Linked DNA regions of Homo sapiens: all the other regions are linked to region 3. Evidence: chromatin loops called from intact Hi-C (ENCODE). Cell type or tissue: endothelial cell of umbilical vein. All regions are shown on one strand. Links, peaks and the distances in the headings refer to the core of each region. The heading gives the core; the rest is flanking DNA.

Evidence for each region. A loop is a pair of places that touch in the nucleus more often than their neighbours do. Peaks named below come from ENCODE experiments on the same cell type or tissue, not always from the same donor. Only the 100,000 strongest peaks of a DNase experiment are listed, where the experiment ranks them.
Region 1: a loop joins it to region 3, with 6 times the contacts of the local background. A loop is called at or near these places in 16 of 110 quality-filtered maps.
Region 2: a loop joins it to region 3, with 7 times the contacts of the local background. A loop is called at or near these places in 6 of 110 quality-filtered maps.
Region 4: a loop joins it to region 3, with 6 times the contacts of the local background. A loop is called at or near these places in 17 of 110 quality-filtered maps.
Region 5: it touches region 3 in a loop (2.5-fold over the local background); 27 of 110 quality-filtered maps call a loop at or near these places.

What each region holds. Positions count from the first base shown.
Region 1 is chr3:30,340,707-30,346,864 of GRCh38, forward strand. No RefSeq gene overlaps it. Among named protein-coding and RNA genes, the nearest start is that of LINC01985, 180 kb to the right of the region's middle. RefSeq lists an enhancer at 1,397-2,596. In endothelial cell of umbilical vein, for the core only: no CTCF peak of the experiment used is centred there; DNase peaks (open chromatin) are centred at 1,825, 2,185 and 2,855; H3K27ac peaks cover 3,840 bases.
Region 2 is chr3:30,541,974-30,548,131 of GRCh38, forward strand. No RefSeq gene overlaps it. Among named protein-coding and RNA genes, the nearest start is that of LINC01985, 26 kb to the left of the region's middle. In endothelial cell of umbilical vein, for the core only: no CTCF peak of the experiment used is centred there; a DNase peak (open chromatin) is centred at 2,998; H3K27ac peaks cover 2,866 bases.
Region 3 is chr3:30,679,186-30,685,343 of GRCh38, forward strand. All of the region lies in intron 5 of TGFBR2 (transforming growth factor beta receptor 2), which reads left to right. Among named protein-coding and RNA genes, the nearest start is that of TGFBR2, 76 kb to the left of the region's middle. In endothelial cell of umbilical vein, for the core only: no CTCF peak of the experiment used is centred there; DNase peaks (open chromatin) are centred at 1,836 and 2,856; H3K27ac peaks cover 3,678 bases.
Region 4 is chr3:30,535,143-30,541,300 of GRCh38, forward strand. No RefSeq gene overlaps it. Among named protein-coding and RNA genes, the nearest start is that of LINC01985, 19 kb to the left of the region's middle. In endothelial cell of umbilical vein, for the core only: no CTCF peak of the experiment used is centred there; DNase peaks (open chromatin) are centred at 3,779 and 4,859; H3K27ac peaks cover 2,857 bases.
Region 5 is chr3:30,619,893-30,626,050 of GRCh38, forward strand. The region is part of intron 1 of TGFBR2 (transforming growth factor beta receptor 2); the gene reads left to right. Among named protein-coding and RNA genes, the nearest start is that of TGFBR2, 16 kb to the left of the region's middle. In endothelial cell of umbilical vein, for the core only: no CTCF peak of the experiment used is centred there; a DNase peak (open chromatin) is centred at 2,209; H3K27ac peaks cover 612 bases.

The DNA.
Region 1 (6,158 bases), core at 1,222-5,221, 340 kb before region 3:
ACCAAATGACTGATTCATCAAATTTACTTATACCTTTCTACTACATAGTTGTGGCTCATGAATTTTTATTTTGCCCTAATTATAGCACTTTAAGGAATGTTTGGTTTGTTTCTGTGACAGTCCGCACTGTTCCAGCTGGAGCTATAGAACAAAGAAAAGAGGAGGCTGAGGAAAGAGAGAGCAGAGAAAGGGGAATTGAAAAATAGGTGAGCTGAGAAACGGATGAGCTTCAGGGTAGAAGAGACAGATACTACAGAGGGTATGAAAGATATAATTGTAAGACTATATTCTCAAACACAGAGCATTCTTTTGAATTTATTGTTTTTAGAATATATTATTAATCCTGCAAGTGGACAATTGTTACAGTTCTTGATATCCAAGAAAAATAGTGCAAAATGTAAATTCATTGAATATATGTGAAGAATTCTTATCAACACAATCGCATCATGCAAAATAGTATATTCATAGCATATTTATTGCATTTTTATATTCCATGATTATTCAGGTGAAATATCTTCTTAAGTCCCAACTCTCTTGTGTCTTTGCCTCTCATCCTGTCATTCTCCAGCTGCTAATAGCAGGAAGCAGTGGCAGACATATTGAAGATCCCTTAGCAGCTTGTCATGAAAGGGAAAGTAAAATGTTGTCCATCAAAAATAGTTTTTGAAAATGGGAGTTTGGTAAATTGACCAATAAACACATTTGCCTTCGGCAAGATAGTAACTCAGTTAATTGATATCTGGAAATTGGCCTGCTTCTGGATTTGCAAAAAGAGATAATAATGGATGAGTTAAGAGGAAAGCTAAAAAAAACTGGAGACAATGTTACATATTCTTCCATCTACTTTCATAAGGTAAAGGCTTAGGCAAACAATTTTCAGGTATATACCTTTTGTATTTTAAGTGTCCATGCCATTGTACAGGATCTAATACAGTGTCAACAAATATTTCACCCTCTATCATCTTGACCCCGGCTTTCTTTCTCATTCGCCCATCACTTAACCACACTACTCCTTCCTGCTTTTATGCACTCCTTAGTCTTTATACTTTTTTCCCTATGTGATTAATAAAAAATATAATTGCCATCATAAGTCTCCCAACTGTATCAGCACATAAGTGTGAAGAGATGTTCTTTCCTAAAAATTCATCAGAAAAAATAAGAAAACATATAATTCAACGACCAGCAAGACATGCCTAGACCCAGACTGAAGATCATATAACTAAAGCATGTGTCAGTGAGAAAGAGCACTGAGTGAACTGAAAGGAAATATTGATGATGCTGACCTTGGATCAAGGGTGCCCTTCCACTGTCTCCATCTGTGTGGTCCTGGAGGCAGGTCTAATTATCTTGTGCAGATGAAAGAATTAGGATGTCATAACCTGACTCATGGAAAATCTGCATACTAGATTTGATTGCTTCTGCTCTTCTATGTTTATACAACAAAGTTACTAAATGTAATTTGGCTAATATAATTTTTGTCTTATGTAAGTTATATAAGCCTCTTAACAATATGTCTCTTTCTACAAATTCTGTTTTATAATCATTCTCAGAACAACCACAGCTACCATTTTTACTTCATCTTGCCTCTATATGTGTTTGTGTATATATTAGACTATTTTGCCTTTAAACTATGTTATAAGGTAGATATCTTCATTTCTCATAATCAAATCTCAACCTGCAAATAATACACTTAGGATATCTCAGCTGAACTAAAACTTTGGACCAGCCTGTTTCACTCCAAAGCCTTTGGGGCTCAAGCTTCGCATGGTACAATCCTCTGAGTCTGAGTCACTGGTGAGTCACTTTTGGAAGTTGACAAGACCAGGTAGCTGAGCCAGATTCTGAATTATGAAAAATCCAGGCTTCATCAAACAGTCTTTCCTGGGCATAATAGAGCAATGTGTCATAATCACATCAACTGCATGTACCTTCTTGTGTTTCGTATCATTTTGAAAGACAAATTATCGTATAAGAATCATATCCATGTGCTTAATATTTTTGATATACATATATATATATAGAGAGAGAGAGAGAGAGAGAAGGAAAAAAAAGCCTGATATCACTTTTTATCCACAGGATACCTACTAACTTCTCAAAAAGCGACAGCAGTCTTACCTAAACATGAAAGATATGCTAATAAAGTGACCTAGACCCTGGAGAAAAAACGGGGGAGAGTCAGCAACTGATTTTGCCTGAGGGCAAGAGATTATGTCCTGCCCCCAAACAAAATAAATAAATAAAGCCAACCCAAAACTGACAAGCAGAAAAGCCAGAATGAAGACAAGGATTCTAAAGTAGACCGAAGTAAACATCAAGATGACAGTCAAATGCAAAAATAAAACAAAGCAAGACTAGAGTCAGACCAGAAATAGATGTAGGATTAAAACATGAGAACAATCTTAATTTTTTTTCAACTATAAAGGCTTCCTTTTTTTTCCCTAATATCATAAATCACCATCTCTCACAATTAGTGAATCATTAAGCCAATAGTTGAACCTCTTGGGTGGGAGATTAGGAAGCAAGGAAGACAGATAAAGGGCCGACTTCTTTCTCAGTGAAGAGAGAGAAGGCTTCACAATAGAAACCTTGATAGGTACATATGATAATTCTCAGAATATTTAGTTTATCAAAACATCCTGTTCTTTGGTAAAATAGGGCTTTCCTGACAGAAATATTCCTGACCTTGGGAAAGTATTTATGATTGTTATGTACAAAAGGATGTGTTTTTGTGTTTGCATCTGTGAAATGAGAGCAATGAATGATGCTAGGAAATTGTGGGAACACAATTCATTTGTGGGAGCGCTTCCGATATTTTAAACAGCTCAAGTTGGCATTAGAGGGTAACATGAGAATTTACCTTAAAACCACTTAAGTCTTAACAAAAGAAGAATAACAATTAATATAGGAAAAGGAATTTTTTTGGAACACAGGAAACTGAGTCAGAGAAAAATCCGGGCCTCAGCTTCCAGGTCCCAATTTTGGTATGAATGAGGTCATTAGGAAGCAAAGGCACTATGAATGGCAAACTTTCACTTGAAATAAAGGTAGTAATGGGATGGGGGAATGCAGCCCTGCATATTTCAACTAACAATCCACTGGTTCTTAACAACTTTAAAATAAAATAAAATAAAAATAAGCTAGCAAAATATTCAATAAACTAAGTCATGTAAGGGCATGGTCTTAAACTACAGTAGGATCAAAATAATCCTCCAAACATTCTTTGGGCAGGAAATGAAGAAACAAATGCATGAAAGCAGATATGATTTGGGGACTTACAAGATCAGATTTATAAGTGCATCACAAGATGTGAACCTTTCTGGATATGTACTGACTGTGACTCAATTCTATTTAATTGAAAATGGGAAGTTAAATTTTAATGTGCATTTGATAGTATAAACCACAAACCCTTGGCACAGAAAAATTCTTACCTGGTGCCGTAGGAGGGTGGTTAGGTCAGTAGAAAAAAAAAATGGCAATTTCTTTATAATGATTTTGTTTTATACTTAAGTTACCTGAAATATATTATTTCTGTATTGAGCCAATAGGTATTGAGCCAATTATCATTCATAATTATCATTCATTTTTTGGTAACTATAAGTGCTTTTGTTGTTGGTAGTATAAGAGGGCATTGGCCTCTTTGCTGTCTCATAACCAGGTTGCAATAAAAGTGAGTCTAAGACCAAATTCTGTCACTATGCAAACATTTGTTACCAAATAGGTATAATGAAAGCTTATAGCCTGGTGAGTAAACTTGAGAAGTGACAGCTCTATGTTCTCTTAAGTGCTCTGAGGGCACACACAGAAAAGGTCCACTCAGGGTAAATGCAACAATGTTTTCCTGGCAGGAGCCAGCCAACCTTCTAGTGGCAGTCAGACAATAAAGAGTCCCAGGAAGCTAAGGCTGTACATGCACCATTTTGGAATCTAAATCTAATGTTCCACTCCGAAGCCTACCATCTATGTTTATTAGATGCTTGTACTCTATTCATAAGGTGTAGAATAAAGCCAACTAATGCAAAATTATTTATACCATACCATCTCTTTTGAAGTTTTTAAAAATGGCATAAACTTTTAAAGTTACAAACAACCCAGGAAACAACCCAAACGTCCAACAACAAGAAAACAGAAAAATAAATATAATATATTGGCATAAAGGAATATCTCAGGAATAAAAAGAAATAAGTGGCCTGACCTGAGATCTACATCTGCAACAACATGGATGAATCACACACACATTATATTGAGCTTGAAAATCCAGAAAAAAAGAGTACTTACTGTTTGATTCTACCTATATGAAAGTTCAAGAATAGGCAGACTCATTTATGGAATAAAAATCAGAATAGTGGTCGACTATGGAGGTGGGGGCATAGACTGGAAAGACATTCAAGGGAACATTCTAGGGTGATGGTAATGCTCTATATCTTAACTGGGGTGTTACTCTTCAAATTATATATAATATATATATATATATATATACACACACACATATACACAACACATATACACATGTATGTGTATATATTTATATATCTTATTAGTACATACGCTAATCACACTCAACTCTTAAGAATATTGTATGCAATTACATCTTGTTTAAAAATTACTACCAAAATAACACATATCTACTCCCTAAAGTAAAGTCTCAAGATAGCTCAGAGGTTCCAGTGCTATTAAGAAAGAGAGTGTTCATTTGGTCCCTGGGAAATGATAGTAAAAGTTCCCATCCTTTTATAAGCAGTTCTAATGTGTCAGGCACTATGTTAGTTAATTGCTTTTCATAATTCACATCACTGAATTCTATCAACAACTCTATGAAGATTGAATTATCATTATTCTGATTTTATCACTGATGATGCTGATGCCAGAGAGATTGGTTGTTTTGTCCAGTATCACTGTCTAGTAGTTACAGTGTTGGTCATCAGGCCTGGTGTCTTTGTTGAACTCCAGAGTTTCCTTGCTTCAACCTCAGGCCAAGGCTGTTTACCCAGTAACATCATCAGAGCTCTTCATGACTTCTAAGATGGCGAAAGCAAGAAGAGGAAACTGTTAGAGAAAAATTACTAAAAAGTAAACCAAGAGATGAAGTAAAGGGCAGAGGTAGAAAAGAATGATATTGATTTCCTGGGACAGAGACTTATAAAATGTATTCTCTTCAATGAGGGCCCAGAAGTATTTAATTACTGTCAGCCTGAAACTACAATTATCAAACAAATTCTCTCTCCTGCTTCCCACATTATAATAAATAACCTATCTTGCCAATCTAGATTGCTAGAGATTTTTTTATTATCATTTAGAAGGAAGTCAATTCAGATAGGAGATAGGTTTCTATTCAGAAGGTCATAGATCACTTACAGCATATTCAGCTCAATGGGTCACCATTATTTTACCCTGATTAGTTGTAATTATAGTTTTACTCTGCCCAAGATGTTTCACAAAAAAAAAAAAAAAATCCCTAAAATCTTTGGTTAGTATTTTACTTCAGTTCATACAAATAAAATCAAGGGAGGTTCACTTTTTTTTTTTCAAAGTAGGTCAAATTTTTCCTGAAGAATAGAACACAGGAAAATTCCAAATAAAGAAATATCTTCACCATTTCCTTTACTTTGTCTCACTCCATATTTCCTGAATCAGCTTCATTGTGAATGACTCAGTAAGAAACTTAACAGGCAGGCATACTACTTAAACCAGCCCTGGCTTGTTCAGTATTGTGTAAGTTAATGGTAATTTTTAGGCATACAACTGGGCTCCAAACTTCTTTAAGGAAGAGATTATAACTAGGATGCTACAGTGGGAGCATACATTTGTAATGATTTTAAGAATATATTTTCAAAGGGTTTGAATTTTATGGTTAGGTTGGAATAGGGATTATTGCCATTCTCCATCTTTCTTTGCCTTCTCATCCACATTCCCTGTTTTGTATGCACAAATCAAGTACTTGCACACACACACACACACACACAGAGTGTCAAGTACTTGCGCGCGTGCGCGCACACACACACACACACACACACACACACACACACACAGAGTGTTCTGAAAAATTCAATATCCTTAGGGACAATTGGACAGTATTAGAAGATTTGGCTGTCCCCCTCCATGTGCAGTGTTAAGCCGACAGTTTATGCCTGCAGGTGGCTGCTTGCAAATGCAATTAGGCT
Region 2 (6,158 bases), core at 1,362-5,361, 140 kb before region 3:
TGCATGTGTGTGTGTCTGTGTGTGCACGCGTAGGTTTTGGGGGATTTTTCTGTTTCCCGTGTAAATGAGATCCATTTACATGGCTAGTAAGGCAAATTCTCACATTGATCCACGAATCCTCTATTCTGCTTGCTTCTTCATCCTCAAAAATGTAGATTCACTTCAAATTCCAGGGTGGCTACTCAAAATGGAGTCATTATGTTTCCATTCCAGGATTAGGAAAGGAAAAAGAAAAGAAGGCTATACAGCCTTCCATTAAGAACACCTCCTAGAAGCTACACATGAGACTTCCGCTTACCTGTCCTTGCTGGAGCTTAGTTAGACGGTTACTTTAGATGCAAGTCAATCTGGAAAATGTGTTGCTTATTCCATATGGCCATGTAATTAAAAATACTCAACTATTAAGTGAAAGGGGGAAAGGCAATTCTAGGGGACAAGTAGGAGTCTTTACCATCTGCAAATAGCTAGTGAAGATGTCAGAAAGCTGTATCTTATAAGACTGGGTCACCAGCCAGCTTCATCCAAGAAGACCAGTCAAGGAGTATCGCAGGTTTCTGTTTTTGGTGAAAGGATAGAGGAGGTTTCATTCACAAACATAAGAAAAAGCTATTTTGTAAGGAAGATCATGAATAAATTCACCTTTAAGCATATTAAGCTTAAGATACTGGGCCGGGTGCTGTGGTTCATGCCTGTAATCCCAGCACTTTGGGAGGCCAAGGTGGGCTGATCAGGTCAGGGGATCGAGACCATCCTGGCTAACATGGTGAAACCCCGTCTCTACTAAAACATACAAAAAAATTAGCCGGGCATGGTGGTGGGTGCCTGTAGTCCCAGCTACTCCGGAGGCTGAGGCAGGAGAATGGTGTGAACTCGGGAGGTGGAGCTTGCAGTGAGCCGAGATCGCGCCACTGCCCTCCAGCCTGGGCGACGGAGCAAGAGTCCATCTCAAAAAATAAAAAAAAAAAAAGATGCTGTGGGACAACCCAATGGAAAATATATCTAAACAGTTGTATTTGAATTTGAGGAACTCAGGAGATAAATTCCCACTAGAGATACAGACTTGCGAGTCACCTCTAGAGCAGGTGGTTGAAAACAAGAAAGCGAATGAGGTAGCATGGATCTACGTTCCCCTTTCTTATTGTGGCCTAAATGGACGAGAGCATGCAGCTAGTAAGTACACTACCGCACAGGCTCTAGGATAATGGACTTGCATGGCCGCTCCAGGGTCTGAGGGCAGGGGTTACTCTCTGTATCTTCACACAAGTTGAGATGGAAAGAGGAAGCATAGTACAGACAGAACAAGTGGAAAAAGAATTCCATGGAGAGTCTGTGAAGACGGAAGCGTTTATTTCTAATGGAATGAGATCCCACAGGTTACAACAAAAAGCCTGAGGAGGAGATCAGGAGGGCAGGGAAGAAGCTCTGGGAAGGTATCTGAGAAAAGAGCTGGCCAAAGAGGCCCACATTATTATGGGTGGCTAAAACAGACATAGGAGTGTCATGTCAAATTATAAATAATTTGATTGAGACATGGTTTTTTACTTAGGTAGTACAGGGTTCTAAATCCAAGCAGAAGCAGAGGCCTGATGACCCCACAATCTATGGTCCTGTACTATATAGCCTTTGGCCTACATTCAGAGCTTGAAATGGAACCAGGACAAGGAACAGCTCTGGGACTGTGGAAGTCCTTTGCAGGGGCAGACTCTCTGTCCAGGTGTTAGAGAGATTTTTAAAATTATCTCCTTTCTGTTAGCAGCAGTCTTCAATGGCGGAGGCATGTCCTCAATATATAGCCCTCGGTTATTTATGACGGTTAACTTAGATCAAAGGACCTGCAGCCCAAAGGCCAAATCAGATCCACTGCTCATTTTTGTAAACAAAGCTTCATTGAAATAGAGTCACAACCATTCATTCAATATCATCTCTGGCTGCTTCAGTGCCACAATGGCAGAGCTGAATAACTGTACAAAGACCGTATGGCCCACAAAGTCTCAAATACAGTATTTCGTATCTGGCTTTTGAGAGAAAAAGTTTGCCAACTCCTAATTTGGGTAGACTACATAAAACACAGAATACAATATCTAGCACATAGTAAGTGCTAACAAATTACACTCGTTTTTGTTTTTATTTTTTAAGTCAAACCTTGATTACCAACATCTTTGTTATTGGCAATTTGATTTTAGACACTCTGGGGAAACCATTCATCCTTGCTAATTTACATGTTGTTGGTGGTAAAATTTACACAACTCTCCATTTTATCTAAAGCCTTGTATGTATAATTTCAGCCATATGGATTTTATGTGTGTGGAGATCATGGCTAATTCAACCATATGGAGATTATTTTAACTTAAAGGCATTAAAAACCAACTGATGATCTCATCTCTTATATATGCAATTATAATAAGAGTCAAAATGCCAGGACAAATGAATTTAAAGGGTGTTTTTAATCACTAATACTGAGCATAAAAATGGAAGTAAAAGTGAGATTCAATTTAAGATATAATATTAAAGGTTGTCACATTATGAAAATTAAAAATATGCTAAAATAGCAAAAGAAAACAAAGCAAGCCTCATGGATCCTATAACCTATTCTCTACTGACCTTAAGCCCATAGTTGAAAGTCTTCAGCATTAAAATTAAAATCCAGTGATATGGTAATACACTAAATGTTAATCCAAATCATGTTTAGAGTTTGGTGGAAAGAAATTTCTCCTGGAGAATATAGGCAATATACCTATTAATATATTTGGTAAAATTTGGCAGAGATTTGCTAGAGAATGTAATTTGAGAATAGGCAGATAGAGTACCATAAAAAAAGTACCAAAGAGTATCTTCTTAAATAAAAGGTAGTCACAGCACAATCCCTCTGCAAGGAGGCTTCAGTGTTGAGCTCAGATATTGATGGAAAAGGAAATGACTAATTTGGGAAAGTCTGTTTGTGTTGTGTTCAATCCTTAGCATCCTGGAGGGTCAGAAGAGTTCACGTCTCATAAAGTCTCAGGCCTTTGCCAAGATCATAATTGAAGTAGTCATAGGTTGTTTTCAGTGCCTGGCCAGCTCCTCTTAGCACTTATTTACATGTTTATGAAGTTTTTCCCGTTCTTCACAGTGATGCTGATGATGAAAATGTTCCCTATCTGCACTATGCAATGTGGTAATCCCTACCCACGTGTGGCTACTGAGCACTTGAAATGTGGCTAGTGCAACTGAGGAACTAGATTTTTAATCTGATTCACTTTTCATTGATTGAAATTTAAGTGTGTATTTGAATAGCCACATGTAGTAGCAACTACCATATGGGACATCACAAGTTTTAAATTGAATAGGTTTCTGATTATCTTCAGAACAAAGAAAAGTGTTGGGGATTTTCTTTTTCCACAAATGACATTAATTATTGTTCAAAGGTGTCCTTAACTAGGTAGAAGACCCACCCGATCCGACCTGCTACACTCTGTACCTTTCACTATTCTCCCATCCTTCAAAATATACTTACCAATGTCTCATTTCTGAAACTCTTTTCTTCCAATCACTTACCTAATAAATTAACACCGTAAAAGATAGCCAAAAAAAAGCACAAAATGTCAAGAAACAGTGCCCTCTTCTAAAGACATTTTTAAGTCTAAAGATAAACATAGTAAGTTTATAAGAAAAAATAAATTTATGCAGGTGGGGCAGGAGCAGAGGGTACATGGAAAATCTATGTACCTTCCTCCCAATTTTGCTGAGAACCTAAACCTGCTCTAAAAAATTAAGTTTTGTAAAATCAATCAATTAATTAATCAATCAGGTTAGGATAGGATAGGAAAAATTCATTTAGAAATTATGGAAAATCCTTACAATATAATATTAGTAAGATCAAATATATATAAAATATAATTCCAATTTTGTTTATTTATGTGTACAATCCTTAGGTGTCCAGGTTATTGGATAAAACAAAAGTGTTATGATTTTATAAAAGGAGACACAAGAGTAGAAGGACAAAGCTGACTCTTTCATAGGAGAACTGGAAAATATGTAAAATGGAAGGAAGACTGATATAACCCTAGATTTAGTTATTATTTCATCTGTCTACATGGTAATGCAATAAAAAATTGTGTCAACCCCATCTATGGCTGAAGTAAGTATTGTCCACAAATCTACCATAATCTTTTCAATGAGCTTGCTGACTCATAGATGAGGAAATTATATTCTTTTTCTCTGTTTCAGTTTTTCCATCTCGAATGGAAATCAAACACCTGAGCGACCTCCCTATGACTGAGAATTGTGTGGGGCCATCCTGCAAATTCTCACCAAGCAGTTTTGAGTGGAAAATGGTTGCATCTTTAAAGGGTTTTAAAGAGTAGAATGTGCTTTCCCCCACATGGCGTAATTTTTACCCCATTCGCACATTTTTATTTTAGAGCAATTGCCACATTTCAACAAGTAATTGGAAAGAACTGGTCCACATTTCTCTACTCAGGGCTTAGCTACGTTACCGTTTTGCTTCCAGGTAGTGCTTGCGTTACTCATTCTCATTCTGATAATAAAAAGTGACTTCTCCAACCACTAAGTTGAACCTTGGGAGAGAGAAAGCTGCATATTTTTATAAAAGAAAAAGGCTCACTCCTTTTTATTTTACATGAGTTCCACTTAACCCACCTAAAATCCACCTTGAATCCCAAAGGTATTTTACCTCAGCTACCTTGTTGCTACTTATTTGCTGTCATGTTCTATTTTCAGTTGACTATATTCTGAATACTTTTCAAATTTATATAATTAAAATTTTTTTCAATAAAATTCTTAAGATAAACGAAAAATTAAATTAACATTTGACATGTACATAGGAAAAAGATATTTTAGTTTTGGGGGACACCAATAGCAATAATTGTCATAAAGATATGTTTTGATGAACTTAATATCAACAGAGAAATAAATATCGATAAAAGCTAGTGCCTTATTTAGAGCTCACACACTTTTACAAACTCTTTGAGGTGACACAATAAAAGACAAAAGTGTACTACAACTTTCTTTTTTAATTACCAATGACAGAAAGATGAAAAGGGAAAAGTTACATAGGACGAGGGAAGTGGAAAACACTTGTCAAAAAAGTAAAGTCCACATAATACTTTAGTCCACAAATCATGTGCTGAGAAATAAAAATAAGATCCTAAGCCCTTCAACTGACTAAACACAGACTCCCTCTTGGCCAAGGCACTGCAGAGAAATGTTCTGATTCCTTGCCATGAGGGGATGGGAGATTAGACACACCTCAGTATGCCCCTTCCTTATTAACTTTTAACCAGAATTCTTTCCTAAGAAGTAGACAGAAACCAGCTCTAGAAGACAAGAAACAAATCACTTATTCTTTTTTTTTTTTTTTTTTGAGCTGGAGTCTCACTCTGTTGCCCAGGCTGTAGTGCAATGGTGTGATCTTGGCTCACTGCAACCTCCGCCTCTGGGGTTCAAGCTATTCTCATGTCTCAGTCTCCCAGGTAGCTGGGATTACAGGGCCCACCACCAGGCCCTGCTAGTTTTTGTATTTTTAGTAGAGACAGGGTTTCGCCATGTACATTAGGTTGGCCTCAAACTCCTGACCTCAGGTGATCCACCTGCCTTGGCCTCCCAAAGTGCTGGGATTACAGGTGTGAGCCACCATGCTTGGCCACAAATCACTTATTCTTTTATTGCCTTTAGACAATCATCTGAGGCCATGACCAGACCTCCCTCTTTACAGTTTCAGCTTGACGGCTCACCTGTTTCACAATGAACCTCTTACTAAAAACTGACCACCATCCCCAGACTAGTTTTGGCCGGCTCATGGAAAAGGGACAGTGGGCGTTTCCATATCCTCTGCTTCACTTTTTGATATCAGAAGGCCAAAAACTCCACCAATGTATCATGCTGACAGTGCCATTTGTTAAACATGCAACCCACGTAGAGGCATGAAGCGCAACTGCTCATGTTCATGTTCCTCCTTTCATAAAATATTCATGGCTCCTCCTGTGATCTATTGAGTATGTATACTTACCCAACCCACTCAGCATAAATTTCTGTTCCCTTTATCACTCCCTCCAAGTGCTTGCTCTTGGCTTCTGCCAGAGGCTATGCTTCTCTGCAGGATGACCAGCCTGCGGACTAGCAACCCTTTATGAGAAATAAAGCTCTCCTTTCCAAATGTA
Region 3 (6,158 bases), core at 779-4,778:
AATGCTTAGGAAGGGAAGGCAGTGAGCTCAAAGGACTGAATGCCCAGGTTGGCTACAGGGAGTGCAGTGTTATGGTCAGGGAATGAGACTTAGGTCAGCTCTTAAAGGAAGAGGAAGACTCTGGGGCATCCTTCTGAGTTACTTCTTTACTAGCCAGTCTCCCCTGAATGCAGGGGAGCACAGGGAAAACAGAGAAAGAACAGCACTACACTGGAGAAGCCTCACTTTTATCAGGTGAGAAAACATAAACAGATGATAATAGAGCTCTTCAAAAGCCAGGTGGTACAGCTTCATTTCGCACAAAATTCCACCAGGGGCCTCGGGAGATGTGTTGCAGTTAGGTGAAGAGAGTGGTCAGAGAGAAAGGCTTCTTATTGAAAGTACATTTGGTCCAGATAAAGAAAGCCATAAAGGAATAATTACCACTTCTTAAGCACTTGCTCCACACATCAACTCATTTAATCTACCAAAACTCTTTGAGGCCTGTACTGTTATTAATCCCATTTTACAATAAGAGAACTGAAGGCTCAGGAAGTGCGAAAGTTGTGGAGCCAGGAATCAAAGCCCTGTTGTCTGACTCTGTAGCTCACAGGCCTTAGTATTCCTGGTATACTGCTAGCCTGGCCAATGGAGAACGTATTTAAAATAGTAGCTATGGCCATGTACAGGTACAGGCTCACGCCTGTAATCCCAGCACTTTGGGATGCTGAGGAAGGCAGATCATGAGGTCAGGAGTTTAAGACCAGCCTGGCCAAGATGGTGAAATGCCATCTCTACTAAAAATTAAAATATTAGCCAGGCATGGTGGCGGGTGCCTGTAATCGCAGCTACTCAAGAGGCTGAGGCAGAGAATTGCTTGAACCCGGGAGGCGGAGGTTGCAGTGAGCTGAGATCGTGCCACTGCACTCTAGCCTGGGCGACAGAGCGAGACTCCATCCCCCCCGCCCCCCAAAAAAAATAGTAGCTATGATTCCTATGATCAGTATGGATACGATAGTCAGAGCTACTCTGTGCATCCTGGCAGTAGATATGAAGCCTTCCAGCAGAAGCTGAGGAGACAATCACATGTTTGAGGAACATTCAGTGATGGCCTCACTTCTCTGGGTGAATCCCTGTTAACAGAATCCAAGGCTGTTAATTTGTGTAGCAGGTCACAGTATTGATACCTTAAAATTTGAGATAACTGTTTTATCTTTATTTCCCTAAAGATATATTTATTCATTCATTCACTCAAAAAGTATTTATTGAGTACCTATTGTGTCGCAGGCATTGTTTAAAATGCCAGGGATACAGCAGTTTAAAAAGCAGTGTCTTTCTTTGAGAGACAGGAAGTCTAGTGAAGAGCCAGTATTTTAGGGACAGGTAATGAACAAAGAGATTATGTAATATAATGTTGGAGTTGGGTGGGGTGGGTGGGATGATTTTAGAAAGAAAAATAGACTTGGGGGATAGATAATGAAAGAGGCTGTCATTTCAGACATTTTAATCCTCTGAAAGAATACAAAAGAAAAAAAAAAGAAAACAAATCTTTCAGAATTGTTTGAAGTAAGAACAAGACAAGAGGAGGTGATTGGTGTGTTACTGTTCTACGAAAAAGGAGAAAAAGCTTCATGAAATCGCCATTCAGCAAGGACAGAACTGGAGATGGCTTCTCTTTTACAAAGAAATCTCTGTCCCAGGCTTTCAGTCTGTTTGGTGTTCATACAAGTGTTTGTGTGTTGTGTGGAAGGCGGGTGAAGGCGGGTGAAGGCGGTCCTGTTCAGGGCCCCCTTTGGTGAACACAGCAGGCAAAATACTCTCGTCATCCCCAGCCAAACTGGCCTGCAAGCACACTGACTTCCACATCCCTAGCATTTAGGCCTTTGAATAGAAGCTGACACGTAGCAGCCAGCTGAACAAGTATTTAATGAGGAGCAACACAACTCCAAGAAGGGCTCCTTAGTGTATTGTCAAGTTGCTGCAGCCTTGTGAGATGAAAAAAAAAAAAAAAAAAAAAGTGCAAATGAACCAAAAAGAAAGGGAAGGGGCTGGGGGAAGAAAGAGACAGAAAAAAAGGAGGCGTTGGAGAGACGGCTGAGGAGAGACCAGGATTGAAACGCTTCATTTTCCTGGATTTCAAGGGAGCACAGTCTGGAAAGCAGATATGAAAACTCGGGGGTACTGCTTTGGGGAAAACCATCAACAACTTTGCTGCCCTGTTACATTGGGACTACAGTCAAAACAGCAGCTGTGCACCAGATGCTGACTTTCCGAGGAATACCATTGCTGTCCCAGAGACCTGCCCTCTGAGGGTTGTGGAACTGGGAAGAGACAGGCAAGCGTAGTTTTCTCTTAAGAGCCTTTTGAGACAAATTAAAAGAAGCTGCGAGGGCCGGGCGGTTGCGGGTGGCTTCCATCAGTGAAAAGACTGCAGAGAGAGGTGGCGGGAGGGAGATGGAAGTAAGAGAAAGTCGTTCTCAAGCAGTGAAATAAAGAGGTTTTTTAGAAAAGATGCCGTTTGAGGCACTCAGGGAAATTCTGAGGTGTTCAGCCCCGTCTGTCTGGCTTCAGAAACAGTCTGAGGGTGAGACAAAGACTTGGTTTGATGAACTAATTCTGCTGTGTAGGCATATGTCTTGGGTGGAGTGCCTCCAACCCTGGAACAAGAATTTGAGTACTAGTAGTTTATTTGGGAAGAGATTGCAGGAAATGCCAGTAAGAGAATGAGGAAATGAGTCAGGAAAGGGAAGGAAACCAGTAAAGGATATCTTATCAAGTGGGTTACCACCATGGGCAACTGGAGTATAACTACGAGCAGAACACACACCTCAGTGTCATACCACCTGACTCAAAGGAAGCTGGGTGTTTTATCTTTCCAATTCCCATCAGTTTGCTGGAGGGCTGCTCCAGGCCGAGCTGGGAGGGTTCACTCCAGCCCTTCTGCCTGTTCCTCCTGGAGTTGGGCCAGCCTAACCGGAAGAGCCAGTGCAATGGGGTTGGGAGGTGGCGGTGCAGCTGGCCCTGCAGCATCACACTGAATAATTGTAGGGGGCATATGTGACTATTCTTATTTTGTGGATATAGGAAGTGAGGCACAAACTCTTGGCATCTCTTTTCTAAGTCCTCATATCTACTTTTTAAAGGAGTCAGGGCAAAAACAACAAATAATACTTACAATGCATATTGTTAGCTCTTCCACTTTTGAAGTGCTAAACTCAGTCATACTCTCTAAGCCTTCGCTTTTTCTCTTAGAGGCAATTCCAATTTTTTTTAAAAAGGTGGTTCTTGTTATAGGTTAGCCAGGTGTAACATTTTCTCTGGACTCAGCCCACACACTCCTGAACTTGCTTTTTATGCAGTTCTTCACAAGAGAGAGGCCCAAGGTCAAGCATCATTTGATCAAATGTGCAAAGAGGAACTGCATTAATTCTATTGCCAACTATGCCCCAATCTGATGCCTGTAGCTAAAATGAGATTCTCATCCTTACCTCACCTCCACCACCAGTCACATCTACTTCCCTAAACCCAGAAAGGACAAGTGTTTGGGTTTAATGTGGGTAAATAATACCAGCTAAGGAGAGGGCTGCTCTTTGTAATTGTTTTTTTGCATAGCTGGCTTAGAAATTACAAATAACAACCACCCAGCAGATCCCATAAGGTTCCCCTTCTCAAGGTTGTATGCTGAGGAGGGCCCCATCAAGGCAGGGAGGGACACACTTGTCACATTTGGGAAGGGCATGTTCATACCAGGGACTGCCCCAGCTGTACTTGCTCTGGTTAGGGGAGAAATCTCTGCAATGCTTGGCAGAGATGAGCAAGCATGAAAGCTTCCTAAAAAGGCAAAGGCAAATTTCTTCAGAGTAACAGTAATAAAGTGCACAATTCTAAATGCTCTTCCTGGAATCCAGTGTACTATTTGGGCCTCAGTTTTCTCAACTGTAAAATGAGGATGTTGGATCCCGTCTCTGAAGACCTTTTCAATATTCTTTGTCTGACTCATTTGAAACCCTTAAAATATGTTTAATAACTTGTGCTCTTTTTTCCTGTGTCAAAATGCATCTCACATTCCTTAAGAAGCATTTAGGGCAATGTTGCTCCAAGTGTGGTCTTTGGCAGGTGCTGGTCCTCAAACTCTCTGTTACAGATTTGCAATATAAGGACAGAAACCAAGATGTGTTTTGTGCCTTTAATAGCAGTTTGATGTTGCCACAACACTCAAGTGGGATTCATTTTTCTTGTAATTCATTTCTACTGTATTTTACCAAAGCCTTTATTCCCAATGAATTGAGGGCAAAACATCTGGGCTTTTATAAAAAATTGATTGAGAAGTGCTCATTTGCAAGTAATAAGGGAAAAATTTTAATCACTTTTAATCTCACTATTCCACCTAAGCCACTTTTGTGAAAGAAACAGTGGTTAGGAGTTGGGGAGAGATTTACATTTCTTTATACATATTTGTTTAGTCATTTCATAGTTTTAATCACATGCATTTTCCAAAATAAAAATATTTTAAGCACCATCATGAAAAATAAATAAGATACACAGTTTGGACCCAAAGATTTTGCCAAAGTGGATTAAACATCCCAGTCTCCAGCTGCCTGAAACCCTGGGGAAAAAGTTGGGAGTGTCAAAGGTCTCAGGCCATCAACTTGTTGCCAATCACCAGCTCTGTCCAGTTCCCCAGGACTGCCTGGGCTCTGTTACATGAGGTCTCATCCTAGGAACGACCATTGGTACCCACCTGGCTGGCAGAGGGCTTTCTGCTTTCTAACCTCCTCTCGCAGGGTTCAGGCTATCTCTGGCCACGATCTTCCCTTCTTCTGCTGAGTCAAAGCAAATATCTGAGGCATTCTGAGGGACACTTAGAACTGAGGAGCAATTAAGAAATGCCCTCCAGGAGGGACTGGCCTCCATGTTACATGGTCATCCTACAAGTCCTAATGGAGGCCCTGAGAATGGCATTGCCTTAATGGCCATAGTAGGAAAAATGAGCAATGTTGCCTGATCGCTGCAATTGAATATCAAAGATGTTAACTGAGAGGCACATGTATACACACTGCCAAACATTAAACCATCTTCCTACACATTGCAGGGCATGAGAAAAAAAAAAATGGAGGTTGGGAGTAGGATGTCCAAAATGAGAGAGAAGGGTAAAGAAAGAAGAATTGCAAAAATCCATAATTAGAAAGAAAAAAGCAAACATGCATTTAGCTGTTTTGGAAAATCTATGTTACATAAATAGGACATTTTTCAGAAGTTAAAGAAAGGTCAGCCTAAATCATGCACACACTGCAGATCCCCATCCGTACTCCTAATCTGAAAAACTAATATTAAAGGATTAGAGTATGACAGTTTAGGTCAAATGATGATCCTCCCTCCCCAGACTTGTCTATTTTAAGCTTAGGAGGAGGCAGAAGAGTCATAAATTCTCCCAGTGGGGCACAAGGAGCCAGTCCTTTTGCCAGCACCTTTCAGACTACCCGTGACCTCCCTTCCTTGTGAAATTACCCATAAGTCGAAGATGGGAAGCAGGCCTTGTATCCCTTGGGAATATTAGGGAGTCTCACAACTTTCCAAGATTTTAGGAAAAGTAGGAAGTAACCTATTTATAAGTCTGTTTGTTTTGGGAAGGGATTATTGCCTTTGTCTTCCTTTCTAAAATAGCATTCATTAATTTTTCTTTAAGTAAAAATATGCCCAATGCCATCTTCTCTCATTCCCCATGGAAACTTGCTTTGATCCACAGAGTACCTATAAAAAAAATTACAATAAATTGTGTAGTGTTTGTAACTAGGAAGATTAGGACTTGGAATGAATTGGCTCTGCGTTTATAGTCTCAAGGACAAAGACTTTGTCTTTGTTCTCAAGGACTATCAGCCATGAGATTGACAGCTGGGGTTTATTCTGATCCCAACATTTTCCTCCTCTGATGTTGGTCATGTCCTCCTCTGTCACTTCTGACCATGAGTATAGGGATTGTTGTTGATAGTCAGAGGAGAAAGAACTCTCTGAAATGCTTGGTAGAAAGGAAAAAGCATGAAAGCTTTCTAGAAAGGTAAAGGAGTTTCATCAGAGTAACGGTAATACAATGTGAGATTCAGAATGTTCTTCCTGGTTTAGTAATTTCACCTTCACAAGAAGGGGCTACATCAAGGCTTCCCCAGGGTAGCTTTGCAGCT
Region 4 (6,158 bases), core at 1,318-5,317, 140 kb before region 3:
TGTTGTATTTTAAATTTTTTAAAAAAGTATTCTTACAATTGGCCTATAAATGAGCAAAAAAATTTTTTAAGATTTGAAATATATATTCAATATAAAATATATGTATTATATCCAAATATATATGAAAATTGAAAATAGTGTATGTGATATACACTATATTACTTATACATATGTAATCTGTTACATGCTATCTACAAGATAAAGTTTTTCAAATAAGCACAAATATTATTAGAGTTGATTTTTATGCATCATAGCAATGTCTATATTTTTATTCCCCTAAAATACCCCCAGAGATTGAAGGGGTACATTCTTCTATCAATGTCTAAACACTGCAGAAAAAATATAAAGCCAAAATTGTTTTTCCTCTTCAATAAATTCTTTCTGGAATAAGAATTAGATTTTTTAAAAATAGTTTATAAAACGGTAAATTTAAATTAAATTTTTTGTTTTTTTATTTCTATTTTGTTTTTATAACTTTACTTCCAGGCTGAATCATTCACATCAGAACAGTCACTTGATTTTCAGTAGAGAATCAACAAGCATTTATGATGCAGATGTTATTCACATTGTCCTCAAGTGACCATCAAACTTGCTTTTATTCCTTAATGGAAAAGTGTTATGAAACATAGAAAAAAGTTCTTGGCATGGCATGATATGAGCAAGAATGCTAAAAGATATTTCTTCTCAAAAATATCTCTCCTTTTTAGATCTCAACTTTAAAGTTTTTTTATTCCAAATTCAAGGCTGTTGGTGAAAGTTTTCTGAAACCATCAGTTCTAAAGATTTAAACATTATTAACCCACAATTAACATTAATATTGTAAAGTGAATTCATATAGAACACTTTTCAAAATGTATTATTCCTCAGTATGCTAGTATCAATATACTTAAAAAGTGTTTTGGCTCCTCAAAAAATTAAACATGGAAATATCATCTAATCCAGTAATTCTACTCCTAGGTACATAGCAAAAAGAAATGAAAATTGGTATTCAAACAAAACATATACACAAATGTTCATAACGCCATTATTCAAAATAGCCAAAAGGTATCCATTAACTGCCTAAATCTAAGAACTAATGAGTGTATATCAAATGCAGTATATTCATAGAATAGAATATCATTCAGCCATAAAAAGGAATGAAATACCGATACATGCTACAACATGACTGAACCTCAAAAAAATTATGCTAAGTGAAAGAATTCAAACACAAAAGGTCACATGTTATGTTAAATGAGTCCCTTTGTATAAAATATTGAGATTAGGTAAATCTGTAGAGACAGCAGATTAATGGTTGCACAGGCTTGAGGGAGGTGCAGTGGGAAGTAAGGACTTAACGGATACAGAGTTCCCTTTTGAGGTGACGAAAATGTTGTGGAACTAGATGGAGGCGGTGGTTATACAACACTGTAAATGTAATAAATGCCACTGAATTGTACACCTTAAAATGGTTAACCATGTTGTGTAAATTTTACATCAATATGGCCGGGCGCGGCGGCTCACGCCTGTAATCCCAGCACTTTGGGAGGCCGAGGTGGCTGGATCACGAGGTCAGGAGATCGAGACCATCCTGACTAACACGGTGAAACCCCGTCTCTACTAAAATAATGCAAAAAATTAGCCGGGCATGGTGGTGGGCGCCTGTAGTCCCAGCTACTCGGGAGTCTGAGGCAGGAGAATGGTGTGAACCCAGGAGGCGGAGCTTGCAGTGAGTAGAGATCGCGCCACTGCACTCCAGGCTGGGCGACGGAGCAAGACTCCATCTCAAAAAAAAAATTTTACATCAATAAAAAGGGAAAAGAGGAGGGTTCTATAATGTACAATGTGGAGATTCACAATTCACACTAGCACTTTACAGACTCTGAGAACTCCTGCAGTAACTTACCCATTTAAGTCATATTTCTCAAATGCATTGGATTACAAAAACCTCCTTGTTCTGTGTATATGTATGTGTGCACATACGCCTACACACACTCCTGCACACATTTGCACATATGTTTGCTTAAGTAGTACCTCATATGCCTCATCTTTAAGGCTTAGCAGACCTGTTTTGGGTCAGACTCACAAAAAGAGATAACAAAGTACAGAACAAATAAATCCTTTAAGATCAGTGAGGAACAGGCCGGGTACAGTGGCGGCTCACACCTGTAATCCCAGCACTTTGGGAGGCCGAGGCGGGTGGATCACCTGAAGTCAGAAGTTTGAGACCAGCCTGACCAACATGGCGAAACCCCGTCTCTACCAAAAATACGAAAAAAAAAAAATTGTATTTTCTATCAAAAATACAAAAAAATTAGCCAGGCATGGTGGCACATGTCTGTAATCCCAGCTACTCGGGAAGCTGAGGTAGGAGAATTGCTTGAACCTGGCAGTTGAAGGTTGCAGCGAGTTGAGATTGCTCCACTGCACTCCAGCCTAGGCAACACAGTGAGACTCTGTCTCAAAAAAAAAAAAAAAAAAAAAAATCATTGAGGAAGTAAAAAGGTGTCCACACTAAGAAGCCCTTAAATATCAAGAACAGAGCTGAAGAAAAATAAAAGACAGATACAGAAAGGAAAGGTGGGTGAATATAATTAAAATCAAATTGCAAAGGAACATAGGTAGTAGCATCAGTGAGGTGAAGATCAGGAGATTTATATCCACGTCTTAGGTCAGATTCTCTAGGAAGTGGAATCTGAGATGGTTGTGAGCAGGAAGTTTGGGGAGAATCCTCTAGGGATCTACATCTGCAAGGGGTAAGGAACAAAGGATTGGAAGGAGGAAGAAGTCAAACTGTGATGCAGGTCCTACAAAGACTTCAGCTAATCTCAAGAGAAGCTGTAATACAAGATGGTCCTTCAGAGATATCCATCCAGGTCTTGTCTCTCTGCACCAGTGGGTCATGGGATGCTAGCTGCGTTAAGCATATAACCTTGGTAAGGAGGACAATTTCTGTGAAGAACCATCAGAAGAAAAGACTCCTGGCAGCTGGGTGATCAAATGCCTAAGTACTGAAGTGGGAATGTGGAGACCACATCATAACTTTCATTACACAGGGCCACAATTTTCTGAAAAGTGTCCAACATCCCAAAAACATAATTCTAATAAGACCTCTTCCCACAACCACACATCTAAGAAATGGCACCTTTAAGAAGTCTCCACTCAACAATTCTGAGTGATTTTCTATCCCCATCCATTCTTTGATGCAGTGGGTATTTTCACTTTGTAGAGAAAAGGAAAAAATATTTTCTAGTACAGCATCCTCCCTAGTAGGGCAGCTCAACAAGTTTATATTAACACTACCCCCAAAACTTGTTACAGATCAATTAATCTCAAGTTAAAATGATCATTTCTTGCTAGTATCCTCTGATAGTTCATTAATTGATATCAAATAATGCTACTTGTTGCTTTTAATCTCTGGTTTTTCCATGATGGTCTGCTTACCTTCTACATTGGAATAACTTCAAGGAAAGAGGGCTAATAATTGAAAACAGATATTTGTGGGTCTCTCTCCAGATGGACTAAACCTGACTCAATGAGGAAGAAGCACAGCAACCCATTCTTTATGTTTTGGGATATTTTTATGGATATAAATGTTCAAGAACTACTATTACAAGTTCTCTAATCTTCCCTAGTTTGAGTCAAATCATCTGGGAGTCATGGGCTCACAGCTCTTCACATTAGCCTCAGTAGCTCTTTTTTTATTTAATTGCACTTTGGTGAGATGCCAGCAGCCAATACTGAGGTGTATTATATAAACTTCACTGAATAACTTGTGTCTGTGTTTACTGTTGAGATTATGTGTATGACAATATATGGTATCCTGTCTGTAAAGACTTGGGAGAAAATTCTGATCTCATAATCAGATAGAATTGTTCATCTCTTCAGCAACTAGATAGATTTAACACTATAAGTAGTGTGACTCACTCACCTCTAGTGTTTCCTTCTTCTCATTGGCTAGCAGAAACTTACAAGTTTTTGGCATACCTCTAGAAAATATGCGTGACTTCATTGTGTGATTTTTGTGTCCTGACTCACTTTTACTTTCACTGAAATTTCCTGAGTCTTTTTTTAAATCATTTATTTGCTATTTCATATGTATTTTATTAAATGATTTTTTAAATCCCTTCTGGAACAAGCCTGGGTATAAATAGTCAACTGTATTCTAATTATTAACACGTACCAGACATTCAACAAGTTCAGTCCATCAGTGAAATACCTTAAAAGCAAAGACGTAGCCCCCGCCAGTGTATTATAGATGCTTTTGCAGGGAACTGTGTGAAGAAATTCTAGCAATGTTGTAAGCAATTAATTGGATAGGATTTCAACTTTTGACACCAATAACCGGTCTAACAACATTCTGTGACTTGGCATATCAGTGAACATAGGAGAAAATAATAGGGCTTGTGCATTTCCAAAGAACTATTGAGGAAGGAATTCAGAAAATATCCCACAATTTTAATTATCCTTTCTTTTCATTAATCTTCCTCGCTTATGCATGCATAAGCATACAAATAATATAAAAATTATAGAACCCCCGGATTTCATTTAAATCTTTCTGGCCCTTCGGACATTTACACAGTGCAAATTCCCTCTTTTCACCCAGTCATGCATTATACTTTGCTATAGGATGAGGAAATTCTTAATAAATGTCATCATGATTTAGTTCACTTTGGGCAAGTAAGGTTAAATTTAAAATATTTAGAAGTTTGAAGTTATTACATTACAGATGAGTTTGTATTTCTTACTATTTATTAACTGTAAGAGTATACTAGAATAAGTGTTAGATGTTGCCTATGACTATATAAAGTATCTGAGTCAACCAGAAATGAGCTCACACTTCTAATAACTTAGGCATGAATGAGTGAATCATAAAAAAGCCCCCCGTTCCTTTTATTGAAATAATCCTGGGAAAGATGGAAACAGCACAGGCCTCTGCTTCTGATAACAGATATGGGAAGGAAATATGGTACAGCCCTGGAAAATCTTTGGGCTGTTAGAATTAGCTTTCTTTTTTTTTAAACTTATTTTTTATTATTATTATTATCATTATACTTCAAGTTCTAGGGTACATGTGCACAACGTGCAGTTTTGTTACATATGTATACATGTGCCATGTTGGTGTGCTGCACCCATTAACTTGTCATTTACATTAGTTATATCTCCTAATGCTATCCCTCCTCCCTACCCCCACCCCACGACAGGCCCCACTGTGTGATGTTCCCTGCCCTGTGTCCAACTGTTCTCATTGTTCAATTCCCACCTATGAGTGAGAACATGCGGTGTTTGGTTTTTTGTCCTTGCGATAGTTTGCTCAGAATGATGGTTTCCAGCTTCATCCATGTCCCTACAAAGGACATGAACTCATCCTTTTTTATGGCTGCATAGTATTCCATGGTGTATATGTGCCACATTTTCTTAATCCAGTATATCACTGATGGACATTTGGGTTGGTTCCAAGTCTTTGCTATTGTGAATAGTGCCACAATAAACATACGTGTGCATGTGTCTTTATAGCAGCATGATTTATAATCCTTTGGGTATAGACCAATGGAACAGAACAGAGCCCTCAGAAATAATACCACACATCTGCAACCAACTGATCTTTGACAAAACTGACAAAAACAAGAAATGAGGAAAGAATTCCCTATTTAATAAATGGTGCTGGGAAAACTGGCTAGCCATAGGTAGAAAGCTGAAACTGGATCCCTTCCTTACACCTTATACAAAAATTAATTCAAGTTGGATTAAAGACTTAAATGTTAGACCTAAAACCATAAAAACCCTAGAAGAAAACCCAGGCAATACCATTCAGGACATAGGCATGGGCAAGGACTTCATGACTAAAACACCAGAAGCAATGGCAACAAAAGCCATCATTGACAAATGGGATCTAATTAAACTAAAGAGCTTCTGCACAGCAAAAGAAACTACCATCAGAGTGAACAGGCAACCTACAGAATGGGAGAAAATTTTTGCATTCTACCCATCTGACAAAGGGCTAATATCCAGAATCTACAAAGACCTTAAACAAATTTACAAGAAAAAATCAACCCCACCAAGAAGTGGGTGAAGGATATGAAAAAACACTTCTCAAAAGAAGACATTTATGCAGCCAATAGACACATGAAAAAATGCTCATCATCACTGGCCATCAGAGAAATGCAAATCAAAACCACAAT
Region 5 (6,158 bases), core at 682-4,681, 59 kb before region 3:
AAACTATTTTACTAGCCAGGCGTGGTGGCTTATGCCTGTAATCCCAGCACTTTGGGAGGCCGAGGCGGGCGGATCACGAAGTCAGGAGATCGAGACCATCCTCGCTAACACGATGAAACCCTGTCTCTACTAAAAGTACAAAAAATTAGCTGGGCGTGGTGGCGGGTGCCTGTAGTCCCAGCTACTCGGGAGGCTGAGGCAGGAGAATGGCGTGAACCTGGGAGGCGGAGTTTGCAGTGAGCCGAGATCGCGCCACTGCACTCCAGCCTAGGCGACAGAGTGAGACTCTGTCTCAAAACAAACAAAACAAAACAAAACTCTTACTAGAATGAAAACTCTTTGAGGGAGAAACTTCTGTCTGATTTTGCCATAGCTCTTAGCACAGATTCTCACTAATTCTGTTTATGTGTTTTGTTTGTTGCTGTTTGGAATTCATTGCTTTTAAAGGCCGAGGAAACTTGCTTTTAGATCCAAGGCGGGGAGTGCTATTTTTTTTTCTCCCAGATGGCTTTTCACCACCAAGTGTAAATGTCAATGGCTTAAAGCCACCTGTAGTATTGTTTGACAGAACCATAGGCTTATGGAAAATCTCGTATGATCTGCTTTGTGTAAATTGTTCTTTACAGTGGAGACTTGCTCTGTCTGCAGTCTTTAGTTTCTGTGAATTTTGGGGAGCTGTGGTGTGTGGGTGTTAAGGTTAATTTTCCATCCATCACTGGCTCTGCCTTTGATTCATTTATTCTCTCATGTGTGAATCTTTTGCAGAAGGCTCAATGCATTATGACTATAGAGACCAGGCAAAGTCATAAAGTAAATCACACCATCTCACGCAGGACAATTTTTTGTCACTCCTGCCTTTTCTCTTTATGAGTCATAGATGATTTCAGTCATTGGGATTGCTGGAATAGGGATGGCTGAAGGGGTCTTGGTGCAATGAAGAGTGCCTGAAGATACTCTTCTACCTACCTGAGGGTAAATAATCCCATATTGCAAAGGTGACCCCTGGTTGTACTTTTTGGAAAGCCCTGTTAAAATGATACATGCTAAGGAGACTTAAATATGAGGCCTTTCTTACCTGGGTGCTTAATAGGAGTGGGTTTCTAAGGATGGTCTTGAATTTGGCCTTCAGCCTTCTCGTCCACCATAGTCCCCATCCATCCTGAATAAACATGCAGTCTAGGTACCACAAGTAGTGTTCTCTTGTGCAAGCACAGCTTCCAGCTGTGTTGCCTGCCTCCCTTTCAGCCAGATCATCACCCATGTAGCCACTCCTCTATGGGAATTCTGGAGCTACCACTGACATCACATTACATAGATTTGGACTGGTAGTGCCCTACCTGCTCTATCTATAGAGGAAAAGGAGATGAAATAAGAATTTTAATATTCTTTTTTTTTTTTTTTTTTTGAGACAGAGTTTTGTTCTTCTCACCCAGGCTGGAGTACAATGGCACGACCTCAGCTCACTGCAACCTCTGCCTCCTGGGTTCAAGTTATTCTCCTGCCTCAGCCTCCCGAGTAGCTGGGATTGTAGGTGCCCACTACCACACCTGGCTAATTTTTGTATTTTTAGTAGAGACAGGGTTTTGCCATGTTGGCCATGCTGCTCTTGAACTTCTGACCTCAGGCAATCCACCCTCCTCGGCTTCCCAAAGTGCTGGGATTACAGGCATGGGCCACTGCACCTGACCAGAATTTTAATATTCTTAAGTCTTAATATTCTGTGGCACTTATTGGAAATGGTTGAAATATAATGCTTTTAATTTAGCATGTCATTGGTTCACTCTCAAAACTACTGAAAAGCACTTATCTTTCAAGATTTTAATGATGATGTTGGTGAGGACGTTTGTGGTAAGTAGATAATCACTTACATTATTCAGCACTTTACAAAGCATTTTCACAAACTCTTGAGTATTGGTTGTTATCAGTTTATTACTGAGATGCCTGTGGTGTCTTCAGGGGACAGGAGAGAATATGTTAACTTCTTGAATAACTGCTGCAGCCGTAGTTAGCCCCCTATGAGCCAAGCCTATTGGCTTTGTTACTCCCAAGGTATAACTTATTTCATATATATAAGCAACTTGACTAAGTATTAGATGTCTGTGTAAGCCATTTTCTGTGAGTCAAAACAATTTTGTTCTTCCTTATGTCTTTCTTCAGAGGTACATCTTTAATAAGTTCTGGGAAGGGAAGTGAAAAACAATGCTTGACCTCTGATACAATGTACTGTTTTGATTATGATCAGCACTTTAATAAAATTTATCATCAAGAAAGTCTTTGGAGTGAGCCCCTGAAAAGCTTGGGAAAGTGATTGATATGGTGTCACTTTTCTTAAATTACCTTCCCATGTTGCTTTAGATGACCAGGGAGGCTAACTTCACTCTTGTGCTCTCTAAATTGAACTGTCCTGAAGTTTTAAGAAAATGAAATGATCAGACTCAGCAGTTCAAGATTGTGTTGGTTGATAGCAGCCACTTAGACCTCAGTTCACTATGGGTTTCTGTGTACTTTATTGGTGGTCACCAAGATGCAATGAAAGGTCCTGATTTTGTGAACATTTCTGCCCACACCCTTCTTTGGTACATACCTTTTGAGAATATGTAAAATGTCTTTCATTGTTAAAATAGCTGTTAAATAATATTAAAGGCAAAAAAAAAAGTCATGAAAATAGTCATTTGCGTACTTCTTCAGGCAGATAGAAAACTAGTACCAGCCAGTGCAATGGCTCAGGCCTGTAATCCCAGCACTTTGGGAGGCCGAGGCAGGCGGATCACGAGGTCAGGAGTTTGAGACCAGCCTGACCAACATGGTGAAACCCTGTCTTTACTAAAAATACAAAAATTAGCTAGGAGTGGTGGGACACGCCTATAATCCCAGCTACTCAGGAAGCTGAGCCAGGAGAATCACTTGAACCCAGGAGACAGTGGTTGCAGTGATCCGATATCGCACCACTGCACTCCAGCCTGGGCAACAGAGCGAGACTTTGTCTCAAAAAAAAAAAAAAAAAAAAAAAAAAAGAGAAAGGAAAAAGAAAAAGAAAAAGAGAAACTAGTACCAGGAAAACAGAAAAAAGAAGTGATTTGAATAATTTCAGTATGATTGAGACATATGGGTGAAAGATCACCAGAGGGAAAAATGTCTAGTCTGATAACTTTGAAGAAAACATATTGACCATGTCTAGTTATAATAATCTTTTAATAATCTCACAGTAATAGAAAGCTTCATTATTTTCAAAACAGTTTCACTTTCCTGTCATCTGTAATTTTAAAAACAGCTCTCTGAGATGGATATAATTATCCTGTTTTACAGATGTGGAAATGGAGGCCCAGAAAGATGAAATCATCTGCCCCAGCTGTAATAGGACTGCCCATCCACTGAGACATAGTAAAGTATCATTAATTAATCTTTTCATCATTTTTCTATTTTTAGTCATGCTCCCTCACTGCTTAATTTGTAAGTAAATCTAAGATAAAAATCTATAGTCTCCTCGTATTTTCATATTTTCATAGCTAAATTGTTAAAGAGGCGATGGCAGTGTACTCATCAGGAGACTTGTTCTTGCCTCGAACATTAAAAGCCCAATTTAAGACTGGAGAATTTCTTCTTTGAGGGTTTTGTCCACCCATCATAAGAGATTTCAAACTATGTAATGAGTCATTTTACTTTTCCCCTTTTCTTATGGGGACAGCTTCTCTTTAATACACCGTGTGGTCTGCCCTCTTGGAGGTTGTGTCACCATTATCAGTAGACAAATGCTGCCATGTGTAAAAGGCTATGCCAGTTTCTGCAGTCCTGTAGTTTTGCCCCTCACTAGAACTTCAAGTTGCTTAACCTAATCAGGAATACGGGCATCTTTACATAGGAAGTGCACTTCTTCATCATATAGACATAGAGGTCAGGTATTATTATCTTTGGCTTCCTTTCTCAGAAATTCTTAAACATGAATGTCTGAATAAACATACAGAGAAGAGGTTGGGCGCTGTGGCTCATGCCTGTAATCCCAGCACTTTGTGAGGCCAAGGTAGGTGGATCACCTGAGGTCAAGAGTTCAAGACCAGCCTGACCAACATGGTGAAACCCTATCTCTACTAAAAAATACAAAAATTAGCTGGGCATGGTGGCGGGCGCCTGTAATCACAGCTACTCGGGAGGCTGAGGCAGGAGAATCGCTTGAACCCAGGAGGTGGAGGTTGCAGTGAGCCGAGATCATGCCATTGCACTCCAGCCTGGGCAACAGACCAAGATTCCATCTCAAAAAACAAACAAATAAACAAAATATAGAGAAGAACAGAACAAGAAGTGTTTTGAGTAGCAGAACACGACTCACACAGACATCTAATATTTAGTCAAATTGCTTTTATATAAAAGAAGGTATACATTGAAGAGCAACAGAGCCTACCTCTATGACTGACATTTTCAAAGAAAATGGCTAAGAATCACTTTGATGGCCAGGCACGGTGGCTCACACCTGTAATCCCGGATCTTTGGGAGGCCGAGGAGGGCAGATCACGAGGTTAAGAGATTGAGACCATCCTGGCCAACATGGTGAAACCCCGTCTCTACTAAAAATACAAAAATTAACTGGGCGTGGTGGCACGTGCCTCTAGTCCCAGCTATTCGGGAGGCTGAGGCAAGGGAATCACTTGAACCTGGGAGGCGGAGGTTGCAGTGAGCTGAGATCGTGCCACTGCACTCCAGCCTGGCGACAGAGCAAGACTCCGTCTCAAAGGAAAAAAAAAAAAGAATCACTTTGATTAGCAGAAACTATTTCACTTGCCATCATAGAAAGCTAAGCTATACTTCTGCTTTTCTACTACTAGCTTTATATAAATGTTATTTTTCTTGCAACATAAAAGAAAAATTGAGTCATATTGTTTTATTTAATTTTTCTTGAAGAACACATTAAATTAGCTCTCACACTGTGGTGTGGACTTCTTTCTGTTTTCCACCAGTGTTCTTCAGGGTGATTTTTCCAGTGGGCTTGATTAGGACTGTGTGGATCATTGTGATGCTTTGTTCTCAGTGGGGATTTTCCAGCAAAGATGAGCTTCATTAAACAATGACTGGGTTCATGGATTTATAATTGGAGTGATTTTCTTCAAACTGTAATAAATTTCAGTGTTACCTTTTTCTGAACGCCCTTTTTAAAAGGGATTCCATAGCAAGTCTTCTGGAATAATACCTTTTATATAATTCTTTAAAAACTGTAATTTTTACATACTGATTCCTGTTAAGGCAGATGTTATTGTATCAAGAAAAGACTCAAATTTTGAACATATTAAAAATAGTGTTTCTTCAGATCTGGTGGATAGGTGATGCTCAATATATATTTGTTTAATGGAATAAAAAAAGAAAAATATTAAAGATCCTAGGAAGAGAAATTAAGTTGCAGGGATATATTGCTTGTGTAACGTCTGTTTAGCATTGCAATTTTCTGAAGGGAAGGCTATCCACAACTGTTAATTCTGATCTAAGGAACTATTTCCCTTCTTAACTTCTTTGCTAGGTTATCTAAAGGGAGATATGCTTTCTCACATTTGTTTCCTTGAACTTACTTTTAATGTTGCCTTGTAGGGTCAAAACTTTAGAAATACAGCTTTCTCAGGAAACTTGGTCCTCAGATCTTTCAGACATTATCTTCCTTTAAGCTTATTGTCCTCTTGGGAATTGGCAAAGGATTCCCACCCTTTAAAAAGATAGGAAATTGTAAAATCCACACTTAAAAATTAATCTAAAATTATTTTTCAGGAAGAATTTATACAATGGCAACTAAATGCCCTGCAGCCAATTATGTTTATGATTCCTGCCTCATCTCCAAATGGTACTAGAGTTTGAGTCATATGAGAAAATTAATTGGGTTGGGCTTGATTGTACATGTATATGTATATAATAATGTTCTGGTTATAATGCAGTTTGCAGTTTTTCTAGTTACAGCTCAAGGCAAAGATGAGAAGCAACACCTATGGGCCTGACTGCCTCTGTCCAGTACTACCATGCCCCATCTCTAACTACTACATTTTTTCCTATTGAATTCTCCAGTCCATGTAGCATAAGTCCCTTCCTGAACTCAGTTTATTTTTCTAACCCTGGCTGCACGTTAGGATCACCTGCGAACTTCTAAAAGAATTCCAAAGCCTGAGCCAAGCACCTAGAAGTTCTGA